Regions from separate parts of the Homo sapiens genome. Here region 2 is linked to region 1. A link is an interaction called in ENCODE POLR2A ChIA-PET data of the cell type or tissue named here. Cell type or tissue: PC-9. All regions are shown on one strand. Each heading gives the region's core, and the rest is flanking DNA. Links, peaks and the distances in the headings are about the cores only. Region 1 holds the start of C2orf74-DT (C2orf74 divergent transcript). Region 2 overlaps USP34 (ubiquitin specific peptidase 34).

Region 1 (11,025 bases), core at 1,672-9,671:
GTTTTTTTGTTTTTTGTTTTTTTTTTTGAGACGAAGTCTTGCTCTGTCGCCAGGCTGGAGTGCAGTGGCGCCATCTCGGCTCACTGCAACCTCCGACTCCCTGGTTCAAGCGATTCAATTCTCCTGCCTCAGCCTCCTGAGTAGCTGGGACCACAGGCATGCGCCACCACGCCAGTCTAATTTTTGTATTTTTAGTAGAGACGGGGTTTCACCACATTGGCCACGACGGTCTCCATCTCCTGACCTCGTGATCTGCCCGTCTCGGCCTCCCAAAATGCTGGGATTACAAGCATGAGCCACCGCACCTGGCCCCTTTTTTAATATTATATGTTTCTAGCTTTTTTAAAAAAAGTTATTGTAGTGTTATTTTTGTTTTTAATGAACAGCATTCAGATAATTCAATATATTATAATGAGGAATACATTGAGAAGTCTCTCACCCTATCTCAGTCCTACCCTCCATCTCATAAGAAACCATGACTATTAGTTTCTTGAGTATATTGCCAGAATTTATGTGGAAATAAGGATCATATGACTCTCATTTATCCTTTTCTACACAAAAAGCATAATTTATACACTGTTTGGCACCTGGGCTTTTTTCGCTTAGTAAGATATGCTAGAGATGGTTCCACATTAGTATGTTGGGAACTGATTCCTCACTCTTTTTCATAGCTGCATAATGTTCCATTGTGTGTATGTACTGTAGTTTATAATATCAGTCTTCTGATGGATACTCACGTAGTTTACAACCTTTTGCTATTACAATCAATAATCTCATACACATATTACTTTACATGTATGCAAGTGTATTTGGAGGCAAAATTCCCCAAAGTGGGATTGTTGGATCAAAATGCAAATATTATTCAGTGTGGTTTTGATAACCACTAAGGATTGCTGCATTCTGCTCCTACTAGCACTGTAACACTGCACCTGTTTTCCTGACACCCTCCTATATTGAGTATATTACCAAACGTTTCAATGTTCACCAATCATGATGATTTGCATTTTTATTAAAACTGAAGCTGGCCTGTAATCCTAGCACTTGGTGAAACTGAGGTGGGAGGATTGCTTGGGCTTGGGAAGTGGAGGCTGTAGTGAGCTGTGATCGTGCCACCTGTCTCAGAAAAAATAAAATACAAAACAGGCCGGGCGCGGTGGCTCACGCCTGTAATCCCAGCACTTTGGGAGTCTGAGGCAGGCCGATAACCTGAGGTCAGGAGTTCGAGACCAGCCTGGCCAACATGGTGAACCCCATCTCTACTAAAAATATAAAAATTAGCCTGGCGTGGTGGCACCTGCCTGTAATTCCAGCTACTCGGGAGGCTGAGGTGGGAGAATCACTTGAACCCGGGCAGCGGAGGGTGCAGTGAGCCGAGATTGCATTACTGCACTCCAGCTTGGGCAACACAGGACTCCATCTCAAAAAAATAAATAAATAAATAAAAAACACAAAAACATGCAGCTAAGCATCTTTTCATATATTTAAAGTCTATTTTTAACTACTATTTTTCTGTGAACTTGGTACCCCAGTACTTCGCCCATTTGTCTAATGCACTGCTGCCTGTTAATTCTTAGATATTTTAAATGAATATTTAATATATTTATATTTGGAAAAACTTATCCAAGGACAAAAGATGACGCTAAAACTCCTGTTATAAAACGAACATACCAGCCTTTCCCCCACGAGTCTGGAATCCGGCCAGAGCAGGATTTTAAGACTCTCGGACGACGTCAACATGTCCTCGGATCTGACTGCGCAGGCTCCAAATAGCTCGCCCGAACCCTAACATCTGTGTGCGCATGCTCGCTTGATTCCTAGCGGAAAGTTTGTGTGCGCATGCTCCAAGGAGCCGCGCCCCATCGGCTTCCCTAACGGAAAATCCGCTGCGCATGCTCATAAACCTGCTCTCCTAGGAGACCTGAAGGCTGCTTCCGCTAACCCGGGCTGGCGCTGCTAACCTCACCCAACGATCCCTGCTGTCGGAAAATGTCCAGAGGCACCATCCCTGCTATGAAGAGGGAATGCCAGTACAACAGCCACAAGGGGTCTTCCTGTGGCCCTCAAACAAAAAATCACTGCATTACATCAGCAGGTATTCAGCACCTGGCCCCCTCCAAACGGTGTCTAAAGCGAGTTTTAAAAATTAATGCTAGGGGCGGGACGGCGGGGGCGGAAAAAAATAAAAAATTAAATTACTTAAATTTTTTTCTCTTTTTTTAAAGAGTCGGATTCTCGCCCTGTTCCCCAGGCTGCAGTGCAGTGGCGCGATCTCGGCTCACTGCACCTCCGCCTCCCGGACTCCAGCAATTCTCCTGCCTCAGCCTCCTGAGTAGCTGGGATTACAGGCGCGCGCCACCACACCCGGCTAATTTTTTGTATTTTAGTAGAAACGGAGTTTCACCGTGTTGCCCAGGCTGGTCTCAAACTCCTGAGCTCAGGCAGTCCACCCGCCTCGGCCTCCCAAAGTGCTAGAATTACAGGCGTGAGCCACCTCACCCGGCCAAATTACATTAATATTTTATATTGAGGAGGAAGTTGGTTACAAAGGACTTTCAAAAGTGTCGGGGTTAATAATCTGCATATTTTAAAATATTCCAGGCCGGACGCGGTGGTTCATGCCTGTAATCCCAGCACTGTGGGAGGCCGAGACGGGCGGATCACGAGGTCAGCAGATCGAGACCATCCTGGCTAACACGGTGAAACCCCATCTCTCCTAAAAATACAAAAAAATTAGCTGGGCGTGGTGGCGGGCGCCTGTAGTCTCAGCTACTCGAGAGGCTGAGGCAGGAGAACGGCGTGAACCCGGGAGGCGGAGCTTGCAGTGAGCCAAGATCGCGCTACTGCACTTCAGCCTGGGCGACAGAGCGAGACTCCGTCTCTCTCTCTCTCACGCTCTCTCTCTATATATATATTCCATAGACTGCATTGGAGAGAAAGGCGCCGGGACAGAAAAGCCTGAGATAAACCACCTGTCATTCTTGGAGAAAAGGATGCTGCGGCTTTCCCGATTTGGTTGATGAGATGGAAAATCAACCCTTACAGGAAGGACATCACCAATTCCGGAAAGGATGCTGCGCCAGTCATGTTTCCGCACTCTGTGAGACGTTGAAATCTCCAGAAGTTGCCCAAGGTTTTCAAGCTGAACACAGGAGAAATGACTCTGGATCTCTGAGGACTGTTTTCCTCAATAAGGAGCTGCAATCTTGGCTCCACCACCCTCCCTCCAAAACATCTCGTGTGTCTGGTATCTGGTTATATTGTGGCCTGACAGAGAAGTTTCTTTCGGGGCCAGTGAATTAAAAAAAAAAAAAAAAAGAAAAGCGGGTCCTACCAACTCATTAATACTTTAATACTTTAAATTTCCCTCTTTATAGTAGGTTGAAATGTCAGTATCTCTTAAGAACAATGGCTGAACCAAATGTTTCCTCAAAACTCACATTTTTTCCCACCATTTCAGAAGCTGCCTCAGGACTAAGCTTTGATTTTTTTTTTTTTTTTTAATCTGGCCCAAATTCCTATCTAAGGGGCCTGGGGAGTCATGCCCAACAAACCATAAATTCTCATCAGATGAGTTTTATTTAACCCTATATATGGTGACTTGCTTTCCAGTCTGACTCTGGCATGACATGTGACAAAGAAGAAAGTCAAAATATTTTACCCCAAAACATGTTTCTTTGCCATATTTTGAAATGGTCCTGCAAAGCTGTGCTTTGTGGGGGAAAATATGCATCTGTAAAGAATCTCTATTAACACAGCTAGATCTTTTTCTTCCAGGCCCTCCCAATCCTGAAGAGACTGAGAGTCTAGCATTGTTTTAAAGGTCTGAATAGGAAACATTTGTCATCTATCATCTCTAAGGGTAGCCATTATAAGACTTCAAAAGAACCTTTTGAAGTATTATAATCTTTTATCTTAACCTGAACATGTGCTTCCTATTGATCCCAGGTCTTCAGACAATTGTGAACTCAACCATTTGTCAATTAGAAAATGTTTAAATTGGCTGGGCACAGTGTCTCATGCCTCTAATCCCAGCACTTTGGAAGACCAAGGCGGGCAGATTGCCTGACCTCAGGAGTTCGAGACCAGCCTGGGCAACATGGTGAAACCCCGTCTCTACTAAAATACAAAAATTTAGCCGGGCGTAGTGGCATGCACCTGTAGTCCCAGCTACTTGGGAAGCTGAGGAAGGAGAATTGCTTGAACCCGGCGGGCAGAGGTTGCAGTAAGCAGAGATCGTGCCACTGCACTCCAGCTTGGGCAACAAAGTGAGACTCCATCACAGAAAAAAAAAAGAAAATGTTTACCTTTACCTATAGCCTGGAAATCCCTGCTTTGAGTTGCTCCATCTTTCTGAACCAAACCAATGTTATTTCTTAAACGTATTTCATTGATGTCTCATGCCTCCCTAAAATGTATAAAACCAAGCTGTGCCCCGAACACCTTGGGCACATGTTCTCAGGACCTCCTGAGGGCCGTGTCACGGGTCATAATCACTCATATTTGGCTCAGAATAAATCTCTTCAAACATTTTACAGAGTTGACTCTTAGTCAACATGTCCATACCTGATGAGATGCTTCATCAAAATTCTAGTGGACTGGCTAGTTCAGAAAATGGACCAGCCAGGTTTGCTTAAATGCACCCCTGCACAACTATCTCACTCCTGCTTGGAGCCGGCTAGATCAGGAGACCTGTCCCTAAACTAATGTACTCCATGTCTTAAGTCTTTTTGTTTTGTTTTGTTTTTGTTTTTGACAGAGTCTCAGTCTGTCACCCAGGCTGGAGTGCAGTGGCGTGATCTTGGCTCGCTGCAACCTCCGCCTCCCAGGTTCAAGAGATTCTCCTGTCTCAGCCTCCCAAGTAGCTGGGACAACAGGTGTGCACCACCATGCCCTGCTAATTTTTGTGTTTTAAGTAGAGATGGGGTCTCACCCTGTTGGCCAGGCTGGTCTCAAATTCCTGACCTCAGGTGATCCACCCACCTCGGCCTCCCAAAGTGCTGTAATTACAGGCATGAGCCACCGCACCCAGCCCATGTGTCTTGGTCTTTTTTACTAATATTGATTATAAAATGGATGAAACTTTGGATAAAATTTCTGCGTTAGAATTTCTTTTTATATCTGTCCTAAAGCTTGTAACTACTTGCTCATGATTTTTTGTGTATGTTTAGCAATGTGCATGTCATTGATGGCCTTTGTAAAGTATGTTCAATTGAGTTGTGGAGACAGAGGTGCAATTGGAGTAGGTTGTAAGAATAAAAAGGAGTAGGCAAAAAGGCACGGGTATACCAGTGGACTTCAAAGGGTACTCAGACTTTGTTCTTAAGGGATCAATTCCCAGATCTTCAGTTTCATATAAACTCTTTCCTAAAATTGACTTGCCTAAAAGCATGTTAGTGTTGTGGGCACAGCTTCTCTTTTCTTATTTCTGCTTTTACAGTCATCCTTTTTCCAAAAGGAAGGTATACATATCCTCCTTGTCTAACAATGGCACATTGCCCCAGGGTGTAAAAGAGGCCAGGGGTGACAAGCAGAGACACAATTCAAAGCATTTGTATTAAGAGAGCAGTAACTCCAATGCATTATTTTGCAAGTCACATTTTTTTGTTTTTGTTTGTTTTGAGACAGGATCTCACTCTGTTGCCCAGCCTGGAGTGCAGTGGTACGATCTCTGCTCATTGCAGCCTTGACCTCCCTGTTTCAAGGGATCCTTCTGCCTCAGCCCCCTAAGTAGCTGAAACTACAGGCATACAACACCACGCCTGGCTAATTTTTGTATTTTTTGTAGAGATGGGATTTTGCCATGTTGCCTAGGCTGGTCTTGAACTCCTGAGTTAAGCTATCTGCCCACCTCGGCCTCCCAAGGTGCTGGGATTACAGGCATGAGCCACCACACCTGGTTTTAATCTATAATTTCAAAGTTAAAATTTTTTTAAGTCAAAACTATGTAAAAAGTTATGCTTAGAAAAGTCTAGCTTCCTCAGCTCTATCCCTTCCACCTATTCCTTCCTCTGTCCCCCAGAGATAACCTAGTTCATTATTTTTGGTACATCTCTGTTTCTTTTTCTTTTTTTTTTTTTTAGATGCAGTCTCACTCTGTCGCCTGGGCTGGAGTGCAGTGGAGCAATCTCAGCTTACTGCAACCTCCGCCTCCCAGGTTCAAGCAATTCTCCTGCCTCAACTTCCTGAGTAGCTGGGATTACAGTCACCCACCACTATGCCCAGCTAATTTTTTGTATTGTTAGTAGAGACGGGGTTTCACCATGTTGGCCAGGCTGGTCTCGAACTCCTGACCTCGTGATTCGTCCACCTCGGCCTCCCAAAATGCTGGGATTACAGGCGTGAGCCATCATGCCCAGCTACATCTCTGTTTCTTTTTGCAAAAATAAATACATATATTTGTTTTTGGACTAATGTAAACATACTGTTAACTGAAATAGTAAATGGACTGTACTGTTAAAGAGAATCTATTAGAGTCTTGTTTGTATTTCTTGAACAAAATTATCTTGCTCTATATAGTTCTTTCTTTCCATATCAATTCACAGAAATCATCATTGTCCTTGCTCTGTTTTTTTTTTTTTTTTTTTGAGGGTCTTGTTCTGTCACCCAGGTTGAGTGGCATGATCTCACCTCACTACAGCCTCAACCTCCTGGGCTCAAGCAGTCCTCCCACCTCAGCCTCCTAAGTAGCTGGGACCACAGGATGTGCCACCATACCCAGGTAATTTTATTTTTTGTAGAGATGACATCTCACTATGTTGCCCAGGCTGGTCTTGAACTCCTGGGCTCAAGCTTTCCTCCCACCTCAGCCTCCCAAAGTGCTGGCATGACAGGAGTGAGCCACTGTGCAAAGCCTGTCCTTGTTTTTTTAATAGCTGTGCAATACTCCAGAGTGCTGATGTCCTATTATTCAACCCAGTCTCTTGCTGATGGACATTTGAGTTGTTTCCACATTATTGCTATTGTGTATAAATAACTCTACAATGAGTAGTCTTATGCTTGTATTGTTTTATATTTGTCAAGTTGTATCTTCATAGTAAATTCCTAGAAGTTGCATTACTGGGCCAAAAGATAAATAATATATGAGCATTAGGCTGGGCGCGGTGGCTCACGCCTGTAATCCCAGCACTTTGGGAGGTCGAGGCGGGTGGATCACGAGGTCAGGAGATCGAGACCATCCTGGCTAACACGGTGAAACCCCGTCTCTACTAAAAATACAAAATATTAGCTGGGCGTGGTGGCGGGTGCCTGTAGTCCCAGCTACTCAGGAGGCTGAGGCAGGAGAATGGCGTGAACCCAGGAGGCGGAGCTTGCGGTGATCCAAGATCGCACCACTGCACTCCAGCCTGGGTGACAGAGCGAGACTCCATCTCAAAAAAAAAAAGGGCAAAAGGGCTAGCTGTGGTGGCTCACACCTGTAATCCCAATACTTTTGAGTGGCTGAGGTGAGCTGATCACTTGAGCCCAGGAGTTTGAGACCAGCCTGGACAACATTGCAAAACCTTGTCTCTACAAAAAAATAAAAAATAAAAAATAGAAAAAAATAATCAGCTGAATGTGGTGGTGTGCACCTGTAGTCCCAACTATTTGGGAGGCTGAGGTGGGAGGATCACCTGAGCCAGATAAGATCAAGGCTGCAGTAAGCCATGATCACATCACTGCACTCCAGCCTGGGCGACAGAGTACGACTCTGTCAAAAACGAAAGAAAAGGAAAGGGAAAAGGAAAGGAAGGGAAAGGAAAGGGAAAGAAAGAGAGGAAAGAAGAAAAGAAAGAAAAAGAGAGAAAGAAAAAAGAGAAGGAAGGGAGGGAGGAGGGAGGGAAGGAGGAAGGAAGGAACGAAGGAAGGAAGGAAGGAGAGAAGGAAGGAAGGAGGGAGAGAAAGAGAAAGAAAAAGGAAGGAAGGAAAGAAGGAAAGAAGGAAAAGGGCTCCATGCAGCATTTACCTAGCTTGCCTTTCCATCTTTTGCCCTGTGAGGACACAGCAGGAAGGCCCTCACCAGACCAAATGCCAGTTACTTGAGCTTAGACTTCCCAGCCTCCAGAGCTGTGAGAAATACATTTCTGTTCTTTATAAGTTACCCACTCTGGGGTATTCTGTTATAGCAGCATAAATGGACTAAGACAATGGGCAAAGGATATAAGCAGGTAATTTTCAAAAAAGAAAACATAAGTGACCAACAAACTTAATGAATGTATGTTCAACCTCATAAATAATCAGGACATATAAATAAAAATAAAGAGACTATTTCATACTCACTGCACTAGAAAAAGTATTGTTTATCAGTACCTGCAGTCATCATTCACAGACATTCAGATCCTAAAGGTAGGAGTGGGAACTCTTTGAAGTTAGATGTGGTCACAAGACTTGTTAAAACAAGTGTGAGCCAACTAATTGTGAGCAGAATTGATATCGTCACTTGTGTGCAGAAATTGGGAAGAGCCAAATTTGAGCCCTTTAGTCAGTTTTTTCCCCTACTTCATTGAAGCAGGTGTCAGGATGGAAGCTCCATCAGCCCTGGTCCCTGAGTGACTATGATAACAAAACTTCATGAAGAAGAAATAGACCGTTGAATTAAGACACTGAGATTTTTGTGATTGTGTTACTGTAGCATAATTTAGTTATTCTGACTGATATAACCCCGATTTTTGGTGAGGAAACAGAACAACTGGGACTTTCATATGCTGCTTGTGAGCCTAAGCTGGTACAACGCCGGAGAAAACTTTTTGCAAATGTTTAGTCAAGTTCACAATGTGTATACCCATGTAGGCACAAGAAAAATGAGTGAAAGTTTTTGCTACAACATTAAAGAAAAAACTGAAAATAACCTCAATGTCCATAGACAAGAAATATATATTAGTAGATTAATAGAATACATTACTACTGAGTAGCTAAAATAAACTTAAGCTACCTGAATCAAAATATATAATTCTCAAACAGAGTCTAAAAAATTGCATGAGGATATGTATAGTATGAGGTCACTATATAAAGTAAACATAGCATATTATGCTGTAGCTACATAAAATATGTAGTAAAAGTATAACAACATGCATGGGCATAATAAGCATCAAATTCAGAGAAATGTTCACTTCTGGGAAAAGAAGAGGATGCAGGATCCTCGGTGATAGGGTATTTGGAATGTTTTATGTCTTATTTCAAAACATCAAATGCTACTATGTAAAAATGCTGGGTGGTGGGTACCTGGATATTTGTTGTATTATCCTCTGTACTTTTCTGTCTACTTGAAATACTGAATAATAATTAAAAAGAAAATACAAGCAAGCAAAAAGAAAAAAAAATATCTATAAGGCTTCCTCTCCTGCTCCAACTCTGAAATCACCTTAATTAATATATCGATGTAAATCTGTCCAATGTTCTTCCATATCTTTGTGTCTCTGCCTCACCTGGATAGGAAGAAAAAGGGTGGTAGTTCTTCAGATAACTACAGTAAAGACAGTGTGCAGAGTTTAGCAGGCTATGTACTCTATACCTTAATTTACATATTTAGGAGATGTCGTTTTGCCAACTTAAAAATATTTACTAAAAGGAGAAACATTTCATTATTATTATTATTATTATTATTTAGACAGGGTCTCGTTCTGTTGCCCAGACTGGAGACTGGAATACAGTGGCATGATTATCACTCACTACAGCCTTGACCTCTTGGGCTTAAGTGAGCCTCCCACCTCAGCCTCCTGAGTAGCTGGGACTACAGGCATACACCACCATGCCCCGCTAATTTTTTTTTTGTAGAAATGGAGTCTCACTATGTTTTCCTAGGCTTGTCTCACATTCTCAAGCGATCTTCCTACCTTGGTCTCCCAAAGTGTTGGGATTACAGGTGTGAGCCTCATTATTATTATTATTATTATTATCGTTGTTGTTGTTGTTGTTGTTTTGGAGACAGTCTCATTCTGTCGCACAGGCTGGAGTGCAGTGGCGTGATCTCGGCTCACTGCAACCTTCGCCTCCCAAGTTCAAGCAATTCTCTGCCTCAGCCTCCCAAGTAGCTGGGATTACAGGCACCTGCCATCACGCCTGGCTAATTTTTTTTATTTTTAGTAGGTGCAGGGTTTCACCATCTTGGCCAGGCTGGTCTTGAACTCCTGACCTCGTGATCCACCCACCTCGGCCTCCCAAAGTGCTGGGATTACAGGCATGAGCCCCCACGCCCAGCCTAGCCTCAGTATTCTTTAAGAGTTTGCATCAGTTTGCTTGCCATCATCTTTTTTTTTTTTTGAGACATAGTCTCGCTCTGTCGCCCAGGCTGGAGTGCAGTGGCACCATCTCGGCTCACTGCAACCTCTGCCTCCCGGGTTCAAGTGATTCTCCTGCCTCAGACTCCTGAGTAGCTGGGATTACAGGCGCATGCCACCATGCCCAGCTAATTTTTGTATTTTTAGTAGAGACAGGGTTTCACCATGTTAGGCTGGTCTTGAACTCCTGACCTCGTGGTCCACCCACCTCGGCCTCCCAAACTGCTAGGATTACAGGCGTGAGCCACTGCGCTTGGCTGCCATCACTTATATTGATTTGTTTAGATTCTTTTTTCTTTTTTTTTTTTTCAGACGAGTCTCGCTCTGTTGCCCAGGCTGGAGTACAGTGGTGCGATCTTGGCTCACTGCAACCTCCACCTTCCAGGTTCAAGTGATTCTCCTGCCATAGTCTCCCGAGTAGCTGGGACTACAGGCATGTGCCACCATGCCCAGCTAATTTTTGTAGTTTTGGTAGAGACAGGTTTCACCATGTTGGCCAGGCTGGTCTCGAACTCCTGACCTCAGGTGATCCGCCCGCCTCGGCCTCCCAGAGTGCTGGGATTACAGGCCTGAGGCAATGCGCCCAACCTTGATTTTTTTAGACTCTTTAAACTTTTTTCCTTTCTCAATTTTCAGAACTATAAGAGACTTCTAAATGCTTAGAGAACCTGTGTTATTAATATACAAAAGCATGACTCTGAAAACAGGCAATTCTGGCACTGAAGAGCATCAGATTTAAACTCCATCTTGTAAGTGGTTTTCTTTGTTCTTT
Region 2 (11,025 bases), core at 1,881-9,880, 160 kb before region 1:
TGCTCTTGTGAATAGTGCCACAATAAACATATGTGTGCATGTGTCTTTATAGCAGCATGATTTATAATCCTTTGGGTATATACCTAGTAATGGGATGGCTGGGTCAAATGGTATTTCTAGTTCTAGATCCCTGAGGAATCGCCACACTGTCTTCCACAATGGTTGAACTAGTTTACAGTCCCACCAACTGGGTAATAGTGTTCCTATTTCTCCACATCCTCTCCAGCAGCTGTTGTTTCCTGACTTTTTAATGATCGCCATTCTAACTGGTGTGAGATGGTATCTCATTGTGGTTTTGATTTGCATTTCTCTGATGGCCAGTGATGATGAGCATTTTTTCATGTGTCTTTTGGCTGCATAAATGTCTTCTTTTGAGAAGTGTCTGGCCATACTGACCAAGGTAATTTATAGATGCAGTGCCATCCCCTCAAGCTACCAATGACTTTCTTCACAGAATTGGACTACTTTAAAGTTCATATGAAACCAAAAAAGGGCCCGCATTGCCAAGACAATCCTAAGCCAAAAGAACAAAGCTGGAGGCATCATGCTACCTGACTTCAAACTATACTACAAGGCTATAGTAACCAAAACAGCATGGTACTGGTACCAAAACAGAGATATAGACCAGTGGAACAGAACAGAACCCTCAGAAATAATACCACACATCTACAACCATCTGTTCTTTGACAAACCTGACAAAAATAAGCAATGGGGAAAGGATTCCCTATTTAATAAATGATGCTGGGAAAACTGGCTAGCCATATGTAGGAAGCTGAAACTGGATCCCTTCCTTACACCTTATACAAAAAATAATTCAAGATGGATTAAAGACTTAAGACCTAAAACCATAAAAACCCTAGAAGAAAACCTAGGCAATACCATTCAGGACATAGGCATGGGCAAGGACTTCATGTCCAAAACACCAAAAGCAATGGCAACAAAGCCAAAATAGACAAATGGGATCTATTTAAAGAGCTTCTGCACAGCAAAAGAAACTACCATCAGAGTGAACAGGCAACCTACAGAATGGGAGGAAATTTTTGCAATCTGCTCATCTGACAAAGGGCTAATATCCAGAATCTACAAAGAACTCAAATTTACAAGAAAAAAACAACCCCATCAAAAAGTGGGCAAAGGATATGAACAGACACTTCTGTTTTAGAACTTTAAAATTGTTGTTCTGTTATTATTTGGCTTGCAAAGTTTGTGACCTGAATTGGTGGTTTTCCTTATCTTTTGTCCTTTACAGCCAACGACGGGGAAAAAAAAAAGGATATAAAGATTTTTCTTTAACAGTGATTTTCAGCATTTTGATTATGAGTCTGCCTTTCTTTCTGTTTGAGATCTGGGTTTAGTTTACCTTCTTAGATCTGTGAGATTATAACTTTTATCAAACTTAGAAAAGGTTAGCAATTATATAGTGCTTCATTTTTTTCTCTTTTTCTTCTCTCCTTAACCTTTTAATTTCTGAGCCTATAATGTTTCTATGCTATTGGTTAAGGTGTTGCTGATTTCTAAGGCACTGTTCCTTTTCTTTCTTCCTTTTGTTTTTTTGTGTGTGAGTGTTAGATGTTGATCTTACTCTTATGCTAAATCATTTTGGGATTTATCTTTTTTCGGGGCTTGCTGTTCATCACAAGTTTATTTTGTGGTCATCTTGCATACTTTGTTGGTATGATCTCTTCTTTTTTTCTCCTTGTCAGTTTATGTCTGTAAATTTTTTTTTTTCTTGAGTCTCGCACTGTTGCCCAGGCTGGAGTGCAGTGGCGTAATCTCGGCTCAGTGCAACCTCCGCCTTTGGGGTCAAGCAATTTTTCTGCCTCAGCCTCCCAAGTAGCTGCGACTACAGGCGCACTCCACCACGCCTGGCTAATTGTTGTATTTTTAGTAGAAACAGGGTTTCATCATATTGGCCAGGCTGGTCTCGAGCTCCTGACCTCATGATCGGCCCACCTCGGCCTCCCAAAGTGCTGGGATTACAGGCGTGAGCCACCACACCCGTCCTACGTCTGTAAAATTTTTAAAATTTATTTTATTGGAGTTGTAAAGGGGAAAAATGACGTGTGTTTTCAGTATTCAATTATAAATCAAGAGTTTTTTGAGATTTCATTTTGTCTTGAAATGCTATTTTTTTTAAAAGGTAGAAATTCTATTTAGAACTGATAAAGAATAAGCAGTTATTATGTTAAAAAGATCTTCTCAAAAGTAGTAAAAGATAGAAAGCAGCTCAATGTATTATAAAATCCAGTTCAGCCATAATAGTCAACATTAATGTGTTGTCATTGTCCATCCAGCGTGCTATATAAAACTACCATAAATGGGGTAGCTTATAAACAAAAGAAATTTATTTCTCATGGTCTGGAACCTGGGAATTCCAAGATCAAGGTGCCAGCAGATTCAGTGTCAAGTGACAGCTTTCTCATAGATAGTGCTTTATTGCTGTGTCTTCATTTGGTAGAAGGCTCAAGCAAGCTCCTTTGAGCCTCTTTTGTAGAGACACCACTCCCATTGATGGAGGACTCTGCCTGATATCTAATAACCTCCAAAAGGTCCCACCTCCAAATATCATCACCTTGGTAATTAGGATTCGACATACAGATTTGGGGAACACTTATATTCAAACCATAACACTTGTCATTAACACATAGAATATTGGCCTATCTCATATCAAATACAGGCCAGTATGCTAAATAAATTGCTAGTCATTGCAGTTCTCTTTTGGAACAAAGTTATGCATGCTTTATTAGAGTAGCAATTAATCATGACTGAGAGTGTTTTAATATTGCAAATATCAATCATTACATTTAATTGTCTCATCAAGTTAGACATTTAATAAAAATCTACCAAAATATTGCCAGGCGTGGTAGCTCATGCCTGTAATCCCAAGGCTTTGAGGCCAAGGCAGGCGGATCATTTGCGGTCAGGAGGTCGAGACCAGCCTGGCCAACATGACGAAACCCTGTCTCTACTAAAAATACAAAAATTAGCTGGGCCTGGTGGTGTGCACCCGTAATCCCAGCTACTTGGAAGGCTGAGGCATGAGAATCGCTTAAGCCCAGGAGGTGGAGGTGTTAGTGAGCCGAGATCATGCCATTGCACTCCAGCCTGGGCGACAGAGCGAGACTCCTCAAAACAAAACAAAACAAAAAAACTACCAAAGTATTAATGGCTCACACTGTAATCCCAGCACTTTGGGAGGCCGAGGCGGGCAGATCACGAGGTCAGGAGATAACACCATCCTGGCTAACATGGTGAAACCCCATCTCTACTAAAAATACAAAAAATGAGCCAGGCGTGGTGGCAGGCGCCTGTAGTCCCAGCTACTTGGGAGGCTGAGGCAGGAGAATGGCGTGAACCCAGGAGGCGGAGCTTGCAGTGAGCTGAGATTGTGCCACTGCACTCCAGCGTGGGCGACAGAGCGAGACTCTGTCTCAAAAAAAAAAAAAGTTTAATACAGAATTTCTGTCCATCCAGTAGCCAAAGCTTTTCCTAATGAATACGCTGCTTCATAAGCATTTACTTTTCTTCTGGTTTTGTATAATACAAAATGATTTGAATAAAGTAAAATACACTATAAAATGGTATCGCTATTAGATTATTCAGTTATAATTTGTGAGCAACATGATGAATAGGACACTAAATCAAGTATATAATAGCAATTTTAAGATGTTACGATATTCTGGCTGGGCCGTGGTGGCTCATGGCTGTAATCCCAGCACTTTGGGGGGCCGAGGCAGGCGGATCACCGGAGGTCAAGAGTTCAAGACCAGCCTGGCCAACATGGAGAAACCCGTCTCTACTAAAAATACAAAAATTAGTTAAGTGTGATGGTGCACGCCTGTAGTCCCAGCTATTCAGGAGGCCGAGACTGGAGAATTGCTTGAACCCAGGAGGCGGAGGTTGCAGTGAGCTGAGATTGAGCCACTGCACTCCAGCCTGGGTGACAGAGTGACACTCCGTCTCAAAAAAAAAAACTTACAATAATATGAGGTCTTTGTAAAATGTGAGAATAAAACTTTTGGAGATAAGCGAACATCTGAGTAAATTGAAATAGCATGTCTCTGTACAGAATATTGTAAAGATGTTAGGTAAATTTATTTTTTAAAATGTTCTATCAGTAATTCCAATGTAATTTTTGTTTAAAATTTGATGAAATTACTGTGAAGTTATCTGTATGAATAAACTAAGCAATATTATAAGTTCTGGGAGGTCAGTAAATTGGCACTTTATGAAAAAAGAAAAAACAAAAAAGTCCTGGGAGAAAAATTCAAAAGGATAATAGAAAGTTGAACTTCCGTACTAGCTGTATAAACATTAAACCATAATTTGATTTTGGTATGGGAATTGTTAGTTAAATGATATAGAATGGATACTGAAAATTAGTCATATATGACTTGTTCAGTTTGGGGAAAGAAAAACCCCTTTTTCTAATATTTAGGATATGTTTAAAATGTTGTATCTGTGTTAACAATGGTAGGAAAATTTAGAAGAAAATAGGATTGAACGTTTGTCAAACCATTTTGAGGGCCAAGATTGAGGGCTAGAAATAATGAGAAAGGGAAAGAATCATAGATTTAGCTACACAATGATTAGCAATTTACTTATAAAAAAATTGTGCTTAAGGCAAATTGCCAATATGACTCGTCTTGGAAGAAAAACATATTCCTTCTGTGTTTGAAATATTTTTCCACAAACCTTTTTTATTATGTGAAGGGAAAGGTAATTTTAAAATGTTATGTGTCATTATGAAAAGCGATAGCCTTACCCCACTCATTTTTCTTGAAAGTAATTGTTTAGTGTCTGTTCAGTGGAGTTTTTCTATATTGAATGAAGTTTAGCAATATTTTTAAAGTTTAAATTATTCATCAGACATTTAATTTTGCTTAATTTTCCTGCTCTAATCATTTTTTTTCCCGAAAAAGTTGTACATTATACAATACTTAATTTGAATGTCTTCTCCATTTTAGTGCCTGGCATGCATGTGTGAATAAAACACCTCTGCCCTTGTGGAACTGGGAATTTGTCAGTCTTCCTTTCCTTTTCCCTTTCCTTTTTTTCTTTCTTTCTTTCTTTCCTTTTTCCTTTCCTTCCCTCTCTTTTTTCTCCTCACCCTCCCATCCCTTCCCAGATAACAAATATGAGGTGTTAACAAGTGCTTTAAAGAAAGATAAAGGAGAGTAAAGGGTTAATGGTGAAGTGAAGCTTTTAGATTGGGCGGTAAGGAAAAAGCTCCCATTGGATGAGAGACTTGAAAGAGGTGAGAAAATAAGTATCTTGAATTCCTGGAGAGAAATCTTAGTCCTTGAGTTGGTAATATACTTGTTATTTTCAAGAAAGGGCAAGGAGGCCAGTTGGCTGAACATAGTGTGAGATAGGGAAGATGGTGGGAAATGAAGTTGAAGGTGTAGGCAGCTAAAAGGACTTAATGCATTCTAGAAATAACTATCCTCAATCTACTGAGTTTTCTGTCTTTACCTTAGATTACATTTAAACTTAACATACAGTGTGTTTAATTGCTACAACTACATATTCTTATCAGCAAGTAAGTTAATTCTTAAAAACAAATTCATTTCCATGTTTTGCTGTTTTTAAGGAGGCCTCATGGGACCTGTCAGGATGATTTCATCTGGACACGAGTTAACAACAGATTATGATGAAAAAGCACTTCATGAGCTTGGTTTTAAGGATATGCAGGTACATATATAAAACGTGGTTTGAGTTTTAATGATCTGTTTATAATCATCAGTTGAATAGTCGCAGATGTAGTTTAAAAACAGCTCTTATTGCTTTGTTATATTAAAATTTTAAGTGATTCTATACTTCAGATTTACCGTTTTATTAAACTAAAAGCTTGATATGCATAAATTTTTTTTCCTGTTTTTTATAGATGGTATTTGTATCTTTGGGTGCACCAAGGAGAGAGCGGAAAGGGGAAGGTGTTCAGCTGCCAGCATCTTGCCTCCCACCCCCTCAGAAGGACAACATTCCAATGCTTTTGCTTTTACAAGAGCCTCATTTAACTACTCTTTTTGATTTATTAGAGATGCTTGCATCATTTAAACCACCCTCAGGAAAAGTGGCAGTGGATGATAGTGAGGTGACTATGTTTCATTTTCACAAATCTTGTTTTGTGTCTCTGTTGAGAGGATATAGTAACTTTAATAAAAGTATAGTTTATAAAACGTTATAAAGTATATAATAATTTTCTCTCCTTTTTTTTTTTTGTTCATTTTTTTTTTGTTTTCTTTTTTTGAGACGGCATCTCACTCTGTTGACCAGGCTGGAGTGCAGTGGTGCAATCTCATCTCACTGCAAGCTCCACCTCCCGGGTTCATGCCATTCTCCTGCCTCAGCCTCCCAAGTAGCTGGGATTACCGGCGTGTGCAACCACACCTGGCTAATTTTTGCATTTCTAGTAGAGATGGGGTTTCACTGTGTTGGTCAGGCTGGTCTTGAACTCCTGACCTCATGATCCACCCATGTCAGCCTCCCAAAGTGCTGGGATTACAGGCATGAGCCACCGTGCCTGGCCCTCAGTAATCTTTTAAGAGTAGTAAAATTGGGCCGGGGCGGTGGCTCACGCCTGTGATCCCAGCACTTTGGGAGGCTGAGATGGGCAGATCACGAGGTCAGGAGTTCAAGAGCAGCCTGACCAACATGGTGAAACCCCGTCTCTACTAAAAATACAAAAATTAGCTGGGCATGGTGCCGTGTGCTAGCTAGAAAGGAGAATGGGGAAGAGGATGGGAGAGTAGAATGGGAGGAATGAAATTGGAAAGGTAGGCAGAGCGAAATAATGTAAACCTTTTGCGTCATCGTGAGTCATTTCCATTTTACTCAAAGTGGACAACATTAAAAGATTTTAAACAGAGGATAAACACATGTTCTGATTTTTGTTTTATACCTAATAAGTTTCTTTGGAGAAAGTAACAAAGTCAGTAAAGCATTTGATATACGAGTCCAGGAACAAGTTGCCCTGAAATAGGATGGCAGCAGTGGAAATAAATCGACAACAGGTCAAAACAACATCACTTGGTGGTGGTTTGGGTTTTAGGAGTAGGGAATGAAGAGGAGAAGGAAGACAGAAATGGCACTGGGTTTCTGGCCTGTGCAACTGGGTGGATTCCATTTGAGCTGAAGGATAGATAGATGCCTGAGGAACATCAAATAGAGATGTCAGGTAATCACTTGGATATATAAGTATGGAGCTCAGAGGAAAAGGTATAGTCTAGAAAAATGGTTTGTGGGTTATCACTATAAAGATGCCATTTATTTTATTATTATTTTTATTTTTGTGAGACATGGTCTCAGTGTGTCACCCAGGCTGCAGTGCAGTGGTATGATCGTAGCTCAGTTGTAGCCTTGATCTCTCAGGTTCAAGTGATCCTGCTGCCTCAGCGTCCTGAATAGGTGGAACTCCAGGTGCATGCCAATGTGCCTGGCTAATTTTTTAATATTTTGTAGACATGGTCTCTCTATGTTGCCCAGGTTGGTTTCAAACTCCTGGCTTCAAGCGATCCTCCCACCTCAGCCTCCTAAAGTGCTGGGATCGTAGGCATAAGCTGCTGTGCCCAGCCTGAAGATGGCATTCAGAGGCAAGAGTATGTGTGATATCACCTAAAGGAGCCATATTCAATCCACTAACTTTTAAAACAATGCCTTTAAATGGGCTTATTCTAAGACCTTTTCATGTATTCATGTAGCTTATGCAGTGAATCACAATTTTGAGATTGAGAGGCAGGTAAAATGGTGGTATTTTGATAGTTTTCCCTGTGTTAGGCTAGTATGCTTTTCTTTCTTCCCCAAGATTGTTAAGTGACTTCTTCCCGTTTCCATGATGTGTTTGATAATGGATGCAGTGGGCTGCCATTGAGCCTTCTGTTTCTTATACCTCAGTTTCTCACGTGATGGTACATTCTTAAATTCCCAAGAAATACCCATTGTTTTTTCAAGCAGAATAATCATTAATAGGTGCCCATGAAACCTCTGTTTTCTCACCTAGTGCTGGTGTTCTGTTCCATGTATTAGGGGAATAATGTGAGGAGGGGGACAAAAATTTGCAGAAGGTTTTTTCAAAAGAGGAGTTGTTCAAATTGGGTCCAGCTACTGTTAAGAGTGAAGAGAAAAGCATTACAGATTTTCCTCAATAAGAAAGCAAATGCCATGTTTGAGGACCTGGGAATACTAGCATAGTGTAATTTAAATACTAGGACAGAAAGGTAGACTGTAACTTGTATCGCAAAAGGACCTAAATGATTTTTTTTTTTTAATCCATCATTATGGCTGGTTTTAAGCAGCAAAATGAGCTCTTTTCTGGGCTTTTAGAAACAAAATTTAGATGTTTGTGTGGAGGATGTAGTAGAGAAAACCAGGACCAGTGATAAGAGATCCTGGGCTGTTATGTTAATAGGCTGTTACGTTAGTCTGAGTAGTGAGACTTAAACCAAAGGGAAAGCATTTCATTGTTTCAGCAGATTTTTTTTTTTTTTTTTTTTTTTTTTTTTTTTTTTGAGACAGAGTCTCACTCTGTCCTCCAGGCTGGAGTGCAGTGACAAGTTATCGGCTCACTGCAACCTCCGCCTCCCAGGTTCAAGTCATTCTCCTGCCTCAGCCTCCTGAGTAGCTGGGACTACAGGCGCACGCCACCACGCCCAGCTAGTTTTTTTTTTTTTTTTTTTTTTTTGTATTTTTGTAGAGACAGGGTTTCACTCTGTTAGCCAGCATGGTCTTGATCTCCTGACCTTGTGATCCGCCCACCTCTGCCTCCCAAAGTGCTAGGATTACAGGTGGGAGCCACTGCACCCAGCTGCAGATATTTTATTGAATCTTATTTTTGGCAGGTTGATAACAGGGATTTTTTGCTGAATAAGATAGGTTTGGCCCTGATGAGAGTTACACAAAAAAGTAAAAATAAAGTATCTTTACTGTGTATGTCTCATGAGACTTTCAGTCATTGCAGAACATACTTATGCACACTTTGAAGATATTTTTCCTTCTAATCCTTTTTTGCATAGAATTCAATATTTCTCTTTTTAATGGTTATTTACAACGGAATGATGAGTTGTTTTATTGAAGAACTGAGTGCCATTTCCTCAAGTATAGCGCAAGTGTTACTCGAGGGTTGCTTCTCTTTGTTCATCAAGCTTGTGAAAGACCAAATTTACCTTGAAACTTTCTAAGATTTCCTTGACATTGGAGAATTGCTTGAACCCGGGAGGCGGAGGTTGCAGTGAGCTGAGATCGTGCCATTGCACTCCAGCCTGGGCTACAAGAGCGAAACTCCATCTCAAAAAAAAAATAAAGATTTTCTTGCCACCAAAGTGCACCATGTTTCTGCCATTATACCAAAAGAACTAAGTTTCTTTTTATAGGCTTATAGAATATCCCTAGACCATGTTATACCAAAGAATCACTGTGATAGTAGCAGTAGTAATAAATTTATACTCCGTGGAAAATACCAAAACTGTCAATTTTAGTTTTTACTCTTTTTACCTCTCAGGGTGGTACTTTAAATTTTTGTTTAATTGCCTATTTCCTAAGTGGTTTTTGAAACGTTGTTTAGCTTACTCTTGCCTTAGCAAGTTTTGGAACTTAGCAAGATTTAACAAATGATAATGGAAAAAAATAGGTCTCTAAAATTGTTTGCTTTCTTCTTAACGTCTGTTCATCTGAGACTGGAAAATGAGGTTTAGATTAGCAACATAAGAGAAACAGGCTCTTTTCCTAAATGGAAGTTCAAGGATTTAATTCACCCAGTCTTTATTGTGCTTAGAATAGTGACCTGCAAAATGGAAATAGATGATTGTCATATTGAAATTTGTTAGAATTTTCTGGCCTTTAAACAGATGTTTTCACTTTTATTTGAAAAGTTTCATGAGGAACATGATCAGTCTTAGAGGAAAGCTTTTCTAGAAAAATGTTCAGTAAGAAGTTGAAAAAACACTGCTTGGCTATTAATTTTCTCAAATATGTATCATATAACAAATGTTTCATTTCTCACTTTTCAAAAAGTGAGGCTAAAAACTATTAGCAAATTTGATCATTACTTTATGCAAAAATTTGAACTTAAAACTTTTTCTTTTCTGATCTGTTTTGATAAAGTAGTTGTTCTTATTTGTGTAGAGCTTACGATGTGAAGAACTTCATCTTCATGCAGAAAATCTGTCTAGGCGGGTCTGGGAGCTACTGATGCTTCTTCCTACATGTCCTAATATGTTGATGGCATTCCAGAATATCTCAGATGAGCAGGTGAGCCCACAAAATCTCTTTACTCTCCTAGAGGCTGTTACCAGTTTACATTCCTATTGACAGTGTAGAAGATTGCCTGTTGATGTACCCTCAGTAAATCTGAATATAGTTTTTACCCATATAGTAGGTAAAAAGTGCCACTGCATTTTAATGTTCATTTGTTTATTTAGTGAGGGTGAATAATGGGTGAATAATGTATCAGAGGCTAAATGTAAGATGAAGATGTTTTCTAAAATTATTGACATTTTATATTAGTGTTTTTTCATATTACAGTATGCTTTTAATATTGTTTTTTGTTCTTAGTAACAAAAAGTAATGTTTAGAGAAAATACACAGAGGTGAAATGATGTGCATCAGTGTTTGTTTTGTGTGCTTATACAAATTAACTGACCAAATTGGAGAAAATGAGGCAAATAAATTTAATATCTGTGTGATAATTTTTTTTCCATATGGACACCACCTCACATGTGTGTTGGGTATCTTTGTAAAGTCTTTAACATTAAAGACTGTTTTAATTTATTTATTTATTTATTTATTTTTGAGATAAGGTATAACTCTGTTACCCAGGCTGGAGTACAGTGGTGTGGTCTCAGCTCACTGCAACCACAACCACGAGGGCTCAAGTGATCCTTCCTCCCCCAACCTTCCCCAGTAGCTGAGACCATAGGCGTGTGCACCATGCCTGGCTCATTTTTGTATTTTTAGTAGAGACAGGGTTTCACCGTTTTGGCCAAGTTGATCTATAACTCCTGACTTCAAATGATCTGCCCATCTCAG

What was found. Peaks named below come from ENCODE experiments on the same cell type or tissue, not always from the same donor. Only the 100,000 strongest peaks of a DNase experiment are listed, where the experiment ranks them.
Region 2: POLR2A ChIA-PET joins it to region 1 with 11 read pairs; 2 of 35 experiments call an interaction of 5 or more read pairs at or near these places.

Annotation. Positions count from the first base shown.
Region 1 is chr2:61,135,840-61,146,864 of GRCh38, reverse strand. C2orf74-DT (C2orf74 divergent transcript) reads left to right here and starts at 1,890. Exons shown (of 2, transcript NR_036496.1): 1 at 1,890-2,092; 2 at 2,920-5,273. LOC105374759 (a long non-coding RNA gene) reads left to right here and starts at 6,681. Exons shown (of 3, transcript XR_940137.1): 1 at 6,681-6,718; 2 at 10,890-11,002. It also overlaps a transcript of SANBR not described here and a transcript of C2orf74 not described here. RefSeq lists enhancers at 1,712-2,061, 1,756-2,677. In PC-9, for the core only: no CTCF peak of the experiment used is centred there; a DNase peak (open chromatin) is centred at 1,834; H3K4me3 peaks cover 1,222 bases.
Region 2 is chr2:61,296,023-61,307,047 of GRCh38, reverse strand. It overlaps USP34 (ubiquitin specific peptidase 34), which reads left to right. Exons shown (of 80, transcript NM_014709.4): 28 at 5,594-5,694; 29 at 5,888-6,097; 30 at 10,123-10,248. Among named protein-coding and RNA genes, the nearest start is that of SNORA70B, 120 kb to the left of the region's middle. In PC-9, for the core only: no CTCF peak of the experiment used is centred there; no DNase peak of the experiment used is centred there.